2 separate regions of the Homo sapiens genome follow, and region 1 is linked to region 2. The links are chromatin loops, found by intact Hi-C in ENCODE. Cell type or tissue: tibial artery. All regions are shown on one strand. Links, peaks and the distances in the headings refer to the core of each region. The heading gives the core; the rest is flanking DNA. Region 1 overlaps LOC124903823 (a long non-coding RNA gene). Region 2 overlaps PRDM16 (PR/SET domain 16).

The links. Hi-C counts contacts between places; a loop is a spot of excess contacts. Peaks named below come from ENCODE experiments on the same cell type or tissue, not always from the same donor. Only the 100,000 strongest peaks of a DNase experiment are listed, where the experiment ranks them.
Region 1: a loop joins it to region 2, with 12 times the contacts of the local background. A loop is called at or near these places in 1 of 110 quality-filtered maps.

Annotation. Positions count from the first base shown.
Region 1 is chr1:2,214,770-2,220,132 of GRCh38, forward strand. The region is part of intron 1 of LOC124903823 (a long non-coding RNA gene); the gene reads left to right. Among named protein-coding and RNA genes, the nearest start is that of SKI, 11 kb to the right of the region's middle. In tibial artery, for the core only: no CTCF peak of the experiment used is centred there; no DNase peak of the experiment used is centred there; H3K27ac peaks cover 897 bases.
Region 2 is chr1:3,192,302-3,197,664 of GRCh38, forward strand. All of the region lies in intron 2 of PRDM16 (PR/SET domain 16), which reads left to right. LOC107984909 (a long non-coding RNA gene) reads left to right here. Exons shown (of 2, transcript XR_001737869.2): 1 at 1-1,415; 2 at 2,532-3,225. Among named protein-coding and RNA genes, the nearest start is that of MIR4251, 67 kb to the left of the region's middle. In tibial artery, for the core only: no CTCF peak of the experiment used is centred there; a DNase peak (open chromatin) is centred at 2,925; H3K4me3 peaks cover 715 bases; H3K27ac peaks cover 5,000 bases.

The DNA of each region.
Region 1 (5,363 bases), core at 111-5,110, 980 kb before region 2:
GTGCTTCCCCTCCGCCTGCTGCACAGGCGCCCACACTGTGTGGCTGGCCCAGCCCAGTTTCATTCCTGGAATGGGACCCCGGGAGCCGAGAGGGGCAAGGGCCTCTGGGCGGCGCGTGGGGCCTGGGTGACAGCACGGGTCCTCAGGGCAGTGCCCCCAGCCAAGAGGGAGCCATCCCTCCAAACACAGTGCCAAGGGGCACCTGGCCTGGGGACCTGTGTCCCGCCAGCAGTAGGGCCTAGCACAGCTGCACCTCACCAGGCCCAGGCCAGCCATTGGTCAGCTCACGGCCTGTTGCTGGGAAGGCAGCCAGCCCCTGACAAGGAGGGGGTGACCGGGAGTCCCACTAGGAGGAGGGGGAGGCCAGCCCTCGGGCCTGAGGAGGGCAGAACACTGGCAGGGGTCCCTGGCAGCGTCTTGGACTTTGCCCTCAAACCCTTAAGCAGGAGAACGGGGTGGGTGGGGGTTCCCTGAGGGGGCCAAGGGTGGTGCCGGGAGCCCAGTGTGGGGCAGATCCTGCTCTCAGGAAGGGTGGCTGAGGGGCCATGGCCCTAGACAGCGGGAGGGGCTGTATCCTGCTGCTGATGGGGAGGGGTGAGGATGGGGGCAAGGGGCGTCCATGCAGAGGCGGAGAGCAGGAGGTGAGGGGTTGGGCCCCTGGGATGGCTTGGTCTGAGCCTGGAGGCTGCACCCCCTCTGAGTAGCGGGAAGGTGGCTGCGGGCAGGTGCCGTGGGTGACTGAAGGGTAGGACCTGCGTGAAGGAGCCCCCGCTGCCCTTGGGACCACTGGGCCCCCGAGGTCTGGCCCTCACACACACCCTGCCCTCACCTGACCTCCCGCCCCGACCAGCCGCTTGCCCCAGTAGGTCCCAGGCTGCCCTGAGCCTCAGCATGCTCTGGTCTGCACGTGGCGGTAATGCCACCTGGCTCAGCATGTTGAGGGAAACCAGTCCTGGCACCAGGGTCCCACAGTGCCTGTGATGACTTATGAGGTTCTGCCATTGCAACCAACAGTGCCACAGCTTGGGCCCCTGGAAAGCACTGCGGGGATGGTCCCCCACTTCGAGAAGTGCTGGCTGAAAGCTTTGTGTGGGCAAGGACAGCACCCTTCTGCCCCCATTGGGTCCCCTGTGCCCACCTCGTGGTGCTCAGTGTTGTGTGCCGGGTAAAGGACAGCAGCCAGGGCCTCGGAGGATGCTGGTGATGCCCAGGCCGCGGCTGGGTCCCTGGCTCTCGCTCTGTCCCCACTGTTTGACACACAACCGCTTCAGCTAAGTCAAGAGTGATCTCTGGCCTGGGGGTCCCGGGCTCAGTGAAGTGCCGAGGGCACGCAGGGAGGTGGCGGCGAATGACTGGGGTGGCGTGGCGTGGCGTGGTGTGGCTGCAGCCCCGGGCAGCTATGACCAGCACAGCGCACAATCCAGGGCTGCACAGGATGCCCCCAGGACAGGGTTCAGTGGGTGAGGGTGGCAGGGCTGGGTGCCCACACTGGCTCTTCAATTCAGCACACGGCCCCCCAGGCTGGGCCTCACCAGTGTCCCCCTGGCTGTCCACAGGCTGTGGATGCGTCCTCAGAGCCAGGCCACGGGCTGCTGAGGGTGTCGAGGCCTCTGTGCCCCTCCCTCCCTCGGGCCCAACATCCTGCTGCTGCGCCCTCAGCCTCCAAGGTCCTTGTGTCTCTGGGCATGGGCTGCCAGGGGTCTCCTGCAGGAAAGGGAGCCCGAGAGAGCCAGCTTTGTCTCCCTAGCCTGGGACCTGGGCCAGGCCCTGTCACACTCTGGGTGTGAGCCCAAGGTGGGGTTGGGTGGACACCTGGCTCCCGGGATGGTTCAATGCCTGGCCCAGGCTGTCCAAGGCTGGGCAGCCTCATTGCTGCCCTACCTGGCTTTGTCCCTGTGGGGAGTGGGCAGGAGCTGGGCTGTGGCTCTGAGTGGGGTGGTCTGCTGGCCACCTGCTCTCACCCTCTGGTTCCCAATGGCCACAATGGCAGGACCATCCATGGCCCCCCAGAGGCAGGTGCCCTGCTCAGCACTTCCCATGCATCACCTCAGGTGATCTCAAGAGGCAGGCCCTGGCTCTGGGACCACCACCGGGAGGCTGACACACACCCGAGGCCACCTGGGCACGGTACAGGTCAGGCAACTGATTTCACAGAAGATCCCATGGTGGGCGAGGGCTCTCCTGGGCAGAATGGCTCTGAGAGAAACAACAGGAAACGCAAGCAAAACTGAAGGCAGCTTCCTTAGAAAGCCAGAAAATGGGCCGGGTGCAGTGACTAACGCCTGTAATCTCAGCACTTTGGGAGGCCAAGGCATGCGGATCACGAGATCAGGAGATCGAGACCATCCTGGCTAACACAGTGAAACCCCATCTCTACTAAACATACAAAAAATTAGCCAGGTGTGGTGGTGGGCACCTGTAGTCCCAGCTACTCAGGAGGCTGAGGCAGGAGAATAGCTTGAACCCGGGGGGCCGAGGTTGCAGTGAGCCAAGATTGCAGCACTGCACTCCAGCCTGGGCAACAGAGCAAGACTCTGTCTCAAAAAAAAAAAAAAAAAAAAAAGAAAGCCAGAAACTGCCGACCAGGCATGGTGGCTCATGCCTGTGATCCCAGCACTTTGAGAGGCCGAGGCGGGCAGATCACCTGAGGACAGGAGTTCAAGACCAGCCTGGCCAACATGGTGAAACCCCGTCTCTGCTAAAAATACAATAATTAGTTGGGCATGGTGGCATGTGCCTGTAATCCCAGCTATTACGGAGGCTTAGGCACGAGAATTGCTTGAACCCTGGAGGCGGAGGTTGCAGTGAGCCAAAATCGCACCACTGCACTCCAGCCTAGGCGATGGAGAGAGATTCCGTCTCAAAAAAAAAAAAAAAGAGCTGGGTGCGGTGGCTCACGCCTGTAATCCCAGCACTTTGGAAGGCCGAGCTGGGCAGATCATGAGGTCAGGAGATCAAGACCATCCTGGCTAACATGGTGAAACCCCATCTCTACTAAAAATATACAAAATTAGCCGGGCATGGTGGCGGGCGCCTGTAGTCCCAGCTACTCAGAAGGCTGAGGCAGGAGAATTGTGTGAACCCGGGAGGCGGAGATTGTAGTGAGCCGAGGTAGTGACACTGCACTGCAGCCTGGGCGATAGAGAGAGATTCCGTCTTTAAAAAAAAAAACAAAAAAAAAACAAAGAAAACTAGAAATTGCAGGTCAGCGCAAAAGAGAAACTTTAAGACATCTGTAGATTCTTCACTTGGCAAAAGTCACTTTCTTGTTTTTTGATATATGATCTGAAGGCTATAACATTCTACGTACCATGTAAGCTACATCCAGGAATTTTCATTGACAGTGTTTTCATTATCATTCAATTTAAAACATTTTGTGGTTTCCATTTTGATCCCTTCTTTAATTGATGATGTGTCCAAAGTATTTTGCAATGTCCCAGATAATGGTGATTTTTGATGGGAATGTGTATTTTTCTTTGTTATTTATTTTTATTTATTTTTTTGAGATGGAGTCTCGCTGTCACCCAGGCTGAAGTGCAGTGGCGCGATCTCAGCTCACTGCAACCTCTGCTTCCTGGGTACAAGTGATTCTCCTGCCTCAGCCTCCTGAGTAGCTGGGACTGTAGGCACATGCCACCATACCTGGCTAATTTTTGTATTTTTAGTAGAGACAGGGTTTCACCAGGCTGGTCTCAAACTCCTGCCCTCAGGTGATCCGCCCACCTCAGCCTACCAAAGTGCTGGGATTACAGGTGTGAGCCACTGCCCTCAGCCTGTTATTTTTAGTTTGGAATTCTAGTGTGTTTCTTTATTTTAATAGTTACCAAAGAAATACAGATACATAGATAAAAGAAACAAAAAGAACCCCCAAAGTTAGTACAGTTTAAATACTGAAACTGTAGAATCTGTAGAAACTATTGTCTCTGTGGAACTCACCAAGCCCTGGCCCTCCTTTGCTCCTCCATTACGGCCCTAGCGTCAGCTTCTTTCAAAGCTTTCACCCATTTTTTTTTGTCTTAGCTCTCTCCATACTTCTCAATTATGTGCTCTTGCTGCTCCTCCTTGGTTTAGCAGCTTTATACATGGTGAGATGTTACTGGAGAATGAGGGTTTTGCTCTTATCCAATGCTCCCTGCCCCACCCTACCATCTCTTCTTCTGTCTTCCCAAATGAGCAATTTCCTCATTTTTGTTTAAGTTGATGTCTCTATTATAATTTGTACTATAACTCTCTGCTGAGTCAAGTAGTGAACTCTGCTTAGGTTTTCTCTTTATTTTTCCTGGAGTTAGTAGTGGCCTTGCTTTCTTCTGTCATCTGCTGAGTTTCCTCTGTGCCTATGGCCCATCCCACCTACCTCTTCCAACAAGCCCTCCACACAGTGTTTGATCTAGTCAGTTGCATCCTACCTTCCACTGGTTCCTTGTTTTCCTGGAGCCCTGTGTCCTTCTGGCTTAGTCTGGGCTGCTTACTCTCTGGGCTCCATGTCTAGGCTGGTGGGCAGAGATTTCCATTTCCCCTTCATGGACTGGGACAGACCCTTCTTAGCTCTTATTGTTATGATGGAAGCCCAGTTCCAGATCCCATTCAGAAAGGGCCTGTGGCCATGACTCTTGTCTCTCACTGGCCTTAACCAGCAGCCCTCAGTGGACGTGAGACCAGGCCCAAGGCTTGCATTGGCAGTTTGGTTTCCACTCTTGCTTACCACTGTGGCTTGAGTGCTATCTTCATTTCTAGCTCTGCACAGCTACCTTCCTTGTGCCTTTTTACAGGACATTTAAAAAACAAATCTGGCCAGGCGAGGTGGCTCACACCTGTAATCCCAGCACTTTGGGAGGCTGAGGCGGGCAGATCATGAGGTCAGGAAATCAAGACCATCCTGGCTAACATGGTGAAACCCTGTCTCTACTAAAAAATACAAAAAAAATTAGCTGGGCATGGTGGCGGGTGCCTGTAGTCCCAGCTACTCAGGAGGCTGAGGCAGGAGAATGGTGTGAACCCAGGAGGCGGAGCTTGCAGTGAGCCGAGATTGTGCCACTGCACTCCAGCCTGGGAAACAGAGCGAGAGAGTGAGACTCTGTCTCAAAAACAAAACAAAACAAAACAAAAAAACCAAATCTGGCCAGGCGAGGTGGCTCACACCTGTAATCCCAGCACTTTGGGAGGCCGAGGCAGGTGGATCACCTGAGGTCAGGCGTTTGAGACCAACCTGGCCAACATGTCAAAACCCCATCTCTACTAAAAAAAATACAAAAATTAGCTGGGCATGATGACGGGTGCTTGTAATCCCAGCTACTCAGGAGGCTGAGGCAGGAGAATCGCTTGAACCCGAGAGGCAGAGTTTACACAGAGCCGAGATTGCGCCA
Region 2 (5,363 bases), core at 200-5,199:
CCTGCAGGCCTTGCTTCTCTGGGAGTTCCGGCTGGGTTTTGAGCCAGAAGATCCTGGAGAGACACTTCCAGGCTCTGGATTAATGACCAGGCTCAGGGTGTTAGGAGGAGACCCTAAGGAGTCAGCCCCTACATCCAGACCTCATGCTCTGGCCTGCTCATGTTCCAATTGGGCAATCTCTTCATGAGGGATGTGGGTTCAGGACTGGGTTTGGGGAAGTAGGAGGTCCTATTGGAGGCTCTGCCTTTCTACCGTTTTCATGGCAGTGGGCGGGGCTTGGTGCTGGTGTAGGAGCTGGACTTAGACCCCTCCGTCGGTCCTGGGCTGGGGAATCAAGGTGAGCTTGGCCACAGGTCTGAGCCCAGGCAGAAGCGACCCTGTTTTAACCAAGCCCCAGCTCCTGCCCAGGAGGGATTGTCGAGGCTCCTGGGACTCTGCTTCAGTCCCTTTCAGTCCCTGTGGCCCATGAGCAAACAGGAAACCAAGATCAACCCAGAGACAGACACACCCGGCTGCCTTGTTGCCATAAAGACCCTCGGTGCTCAAAGTGTGGTCCCTGAGCCAGCAGTGCTGGCCTCCCTGCAGGTTTGTTGGAAATGAAGAACCTTGGCCCCTCTCTGGGACTCACTGAGTCACCACCTGCAATTGAGCGAGATCCCTGGTGATTCATGTGCACAGCTGAGTTTAGGAAGGACCCGGCCAGACAGCGAGTACCCAGCAGTCACAGCGGCCAGACGGCGAGTACCCAGCAGACACAGCGGCCAGATGGTGAGTACTGAGCAGACGCAGCGGCCAGACGGCGAGTACCCAGCAGACACAGCGGCCAGACGACGAGTACCCAGCAGACGCAGCGGCTTACCAGGGGGCAGCTTTGGGTGTGTTGCAGGCATTGGGAGAGTCACCAATGTTCCCTGACGCTGTGGAAGGATGCACTGCCTTCCTGCCCGTCCCGCCTCCAGGGCTGACCTCCTGAGGCTTCGGGCTCCTGCCCGGCCCCCCAAGGGGATGGAGCGGCAGCTCCCACCAGTGCCAGGTCTAGCCATTCCTAGGAGATCTCCAGGCTGCCTCATGGCTCTGGGATTCAGGAAGAAGGGGCACCTGCCAGCCACCAGAGGCTGGTTTGAACCCAGAAGTGTTTGACATAGCTCTCCTCTGTAGAAGCAGAACTTGTGTGTCCAGCGCCCACTGCTCAGTGGGCTGGGTGCTCCCTTTGCACCCCTGGAGCTGTCCACAGCCATGGACCTCCGCACTCTCCATCCCATCCGGCTCTGGGGGACCCCAGGATGGCAGGCAAGGAAGGCTCAACCCAGGGAGCTCCTGTGGCTCAGACATATTCTGAGAAGTGCGCCCACCCAGCCGGGGAGGAGGTGCAAGCCCCTGCCCCCCAACAATGTCTGCTGAATGCATAGGAAAATGTAAGAGTGAGTGCCCCTCCCACATGTCGGTCTGTACTGGGGGAGGGGGTGGTCAGGAAAGCTCCCAAGTCCTTCCCGGGTGCCTGAGACCTGAGGGCAGAGGCTGGGGGCTGCGGGCTCCCCTTCACTGTGTGTTCGTGTTGCCTGGGGAGCATGGGAAATACAGGTGTCAGGCCTGCCTTGGAGATGCTGGGCTGGGGCCAGGGAGGGTGACCAACCTCCCTGTTTGCCCAGGAACGTCCCAGTGTCAGACCCAAAGTCCTGGCACACCCCTCTGGCATCAGGCATGTGAAAGCTCCCAGGAGATCCTAATTTACGGCCTGGGCCGAGAGCAGCTGACCTAGATAGGAGGAGTGGAGAGCCCGCCTGCATGTCCTGTCCGGCACCTGCACCAGACCGCCGGGCAAGGGACAGGTGGGAGGGCTGAGGAACAAGGGCTCCCAAAGCACTCGTCTGGCCTTCTGCAACGCTCAGTGCACACTGGGGGGCTATTTAGGATGGTTGTTGAGGGCATTTAGTCACTCAGCAGACAACCGGCTCATCTCAGGTCCTGCAGAGGTGTTCACTGGTACCTCCCTGTGCAGGGCGCTTCCTTCTGTCTCTCCCATGCCCCTTTCACCCTGGAGCTGAGCCCCGCCATAAGCCCTCCTTGCTGGCCTGCTGTGGGGGCAGCCGGCGCTCATTGGCTGAGCTCTTAGATCACCCTATTACGCCTTATCCTTTAAATTCCAACAGAGGGGAAGGGGTAGACCATGGCAGGTGCTGGGGACCTCGGCTCAGGCTGGAGTCTCAGGGAGGGAGGCTGGGGCAGGTCTGATAATATCAAGGCTGGACTCTGCGGCAACTGGCCACTGTCTCCCCACCACACGCCACCGTCTCCCCACCACACGCCACCGTCTCCCCACCACACGCCACCGTCTCCCCGCCACACGCCACCGTCTCCCCGCCACATGCCACCGTCTGATCGCCACACGCCATCGTCTCCCCGCCACACGCCACCGTCTCCCCGCCACACGCCACCGTCTGATCGCCACACATTAGGGCTTGGTATTCTCAGTCCCACGTTTTATCATCTAAACGCCAAAACTCGTTCCTGGCCTGCCCTTTCTCTCCAAGGTTCCCAGATGCACGCTCCACTGCCCACACCACCCCCACGGTTGAGTGGGCTCGGCCCCGGGACGTGGCCTGGCTCTGGGCACCTCTGCTGCTCCACTCTGCGTGGAGAGTTCTGCGTGAGGCCAGGAAGCTTTGCCGCGCTTCCCCACTCAGGAGCTTCTGGATGTTTCTATGGAGGCCTCACGTCTAAAACCGTGAGCGCACCGGCCAGTGGATGCTCTGAGGAGTGTTCCCGTGGAGCCAGCACCGGGCAGCTCGGCGAGGCACACAGCGTCGGGATTTGGAGAGAGACGGGGCCCTGTGGGATGGTGCGGAGCCTGAGGCCACCGTGGGGACAGGGATGCAGAGAAACCCATGGGCCTCGGCGTTGCTCCGGGAGAAGCCGGCAGTGCCGTGGAGGAGTCACAGCACAGGCTTCCCATGTCCCCCGGCACCGTGACATCAGCCCTAGACGTTTTTAGCCCAAGAATGCCATGAAATCCTGCACTATCTTCGGCCCGGCTCGGAGGCACGGGTATATAAGGAATTTTAGAAAAAAGGAGAGAGAATGACTAAGAATACCTCCCTGATGGCTCTCCTTTACTTCCTTAAGGGGTAATAACTCCGCTGCAGCCCAGCAGAGGGGACTTTCTTTAAATAGAGCATTCTGATTCACAAGCGAAAAAGGAAATAAATATTTTCTTTTCATATTCGAGAGACATCTGTGAATACCAACTTCTTAAATAGTATTTTGCCAATCGCATCCCACACGCCCCGCCCCCCCTGTCCCAGTGACACCCAGAGCCCACCCTTACTCAGGAACCGGCCGCTTGTACCAAGAGACCTGAAAACATCATCAGGGCTGCCAGCCTGAAAATGTCTTCAGGGTTTTGCCAGAAGCAGGAGGGAGAAGGGCTTCTGCGTGGGGGCGTGGCCCAGCCTCCCCCTAGGTCCCCCAAGGCTCCCTGTGAGAACAGGGTGCTCCGGAGCCTCCTGCCCTTTTCCTTCCTCCCTTTCTTTCTTCCTTAGGGAAAATAAGGATTGGATGTGAAGGGAGTATGACAGAGGCATGTGGCCTCTGTATGGGCCTGGTGGGCACCTGCCGTGTGCCCTGGTCTCTGTGAGGCTCTGTCTACACTGGGACCCTCCCAGCTGTGCTGTGATTAGGACACAGCCACCCTCGCTCTGACAGGGGAACCCGGGGCTGAGAAGGAAGGAATAGCTCCCAGCCCCCAGGTTTGTCCATGCAGGGGCCCAGAGGCAGGTGTGGGTCCCGCTCAGTGACCCCAGCAGGAGCTCACTGGGGGCAGCCAGGCTCTTGCCAGGTGGGAGAGGCACAGGTGAGCTCCAGCAGGGGCGGCAGCTGGGCCCAGACCCGGTTCCTGCCCCCACTAACAGCATGTAGGTGGGGCAGTCTCAACTCTGCGCCTTGCAGGCCGATTGCCTGGGCCCAGTGCCTCATGCTCCTGCCTGAACATGGCTCTGTCCTCTGCAGGTCCCTGACCCAGCCGGGCCCTGGAACTTGACTTCACTACAGCCGATGGCCCTCTCTGGGCTTGGGGGAATTCTGTGTCGTAAACATGACCTCAGCCCCACTTTTTCTCAGAAGCTGCTGTCCCCTTGTTTGAAAGCAGGTCCCAAATGTAGACCCATGGGCCCTTGTGGGGCCTGAGAATGCTGGGGACACTTGGCAGAGAGTGAGGCTCACCGCCCGGTGCCCCTGCCTGAAGCTGGGATTCTGCGGTGGCCCCAGGGTGCCCGTGGCACCAGAGAGGGGTTCAGCCAGGAACCGCAGGGGTTCCTGACCCAGATGGTCAGCCTGTGAGACCCCCACCCAATTCCAGGCCACATTCTCTACCTACTACTGGCTGAGAGTTCCCGGGGGAGGTCCCAGGAGTCTGCATTCTGAGAAGCGATCATTGTGGGGCACTTGGAGGAGTCCAGCCCAGGAGGAGGCCCTGGGAAAGGGGCCCGCCCTGAACTTCCTTCCTCCCCTACCCATGGGAGCCCAGAGAGGCTTTTCCTAAAGGTGCCGAGGCTGACGGGTAGCAGCAGAGCCTTTCCTGACCACAGGCCTCAGCAGGGCAGGTGGAAGGAGCAGAAGCTGGAGCTGCGAAGAGGCGGGTGCCTGGGTCCACTGGGGGACCCCACTGTTGCCCAGGGGGGTCTGTGCAGCCGCTGAGGCTGGGGGGTGAGCTTCACACCACTGGCTCATCAGCATGGCTCCTGTCCCCGGCCACAGCTGCACGAGGCGGCCCGAGGCTGACCAGCCACGCGCCCCCGGGCATGGAGTGATGGCTAAGATAGGAGGGGCCCCTTGTCATACCTGAGTCCCCCTTGGGACATCACCATCTCCTCCCCCTCCCAGTGCAGTTATGAACTGGGCCCCAGGGAGGGAAAGAGTCATATGCGACCATGGGCTGGGTGGACCCAGGACAAGAGCCCAGGGTCCCGACCCCCAGGCGGGCCCTTTCTGCCCCTGCAGCTCCCAGATGTCAGCTGTGAGCAGGGCAGGCCCCTCCTTCCTGTGTGCCCCCAGCCATCACAGCGGCCCCAGCTCGTCGTGGGCACTCAGTCCAATTGTCCCTTGGGTGATCCTACAGCCTTGGCATCCTAGAGGAGCGTGCCCCATGAGCCAGGCAGGGCTGGCACAGGCCTGAGAGGCAGCTCATTCACCTCTGGTGCCTGCACCTGCAGTGCGGTCCCTGCAAGGCTGTGCCGGGATCAGCTTTGTGCTGCCAGGCGGTAGGCCTACGAGGGCGGCAGGAAGCAACTGGACCACTAAGACTGAAGAATCTACAGTACAGATCATTTGCGCTTGAGATCTTTTAATTTTGAGTAATTTCCCAGCAG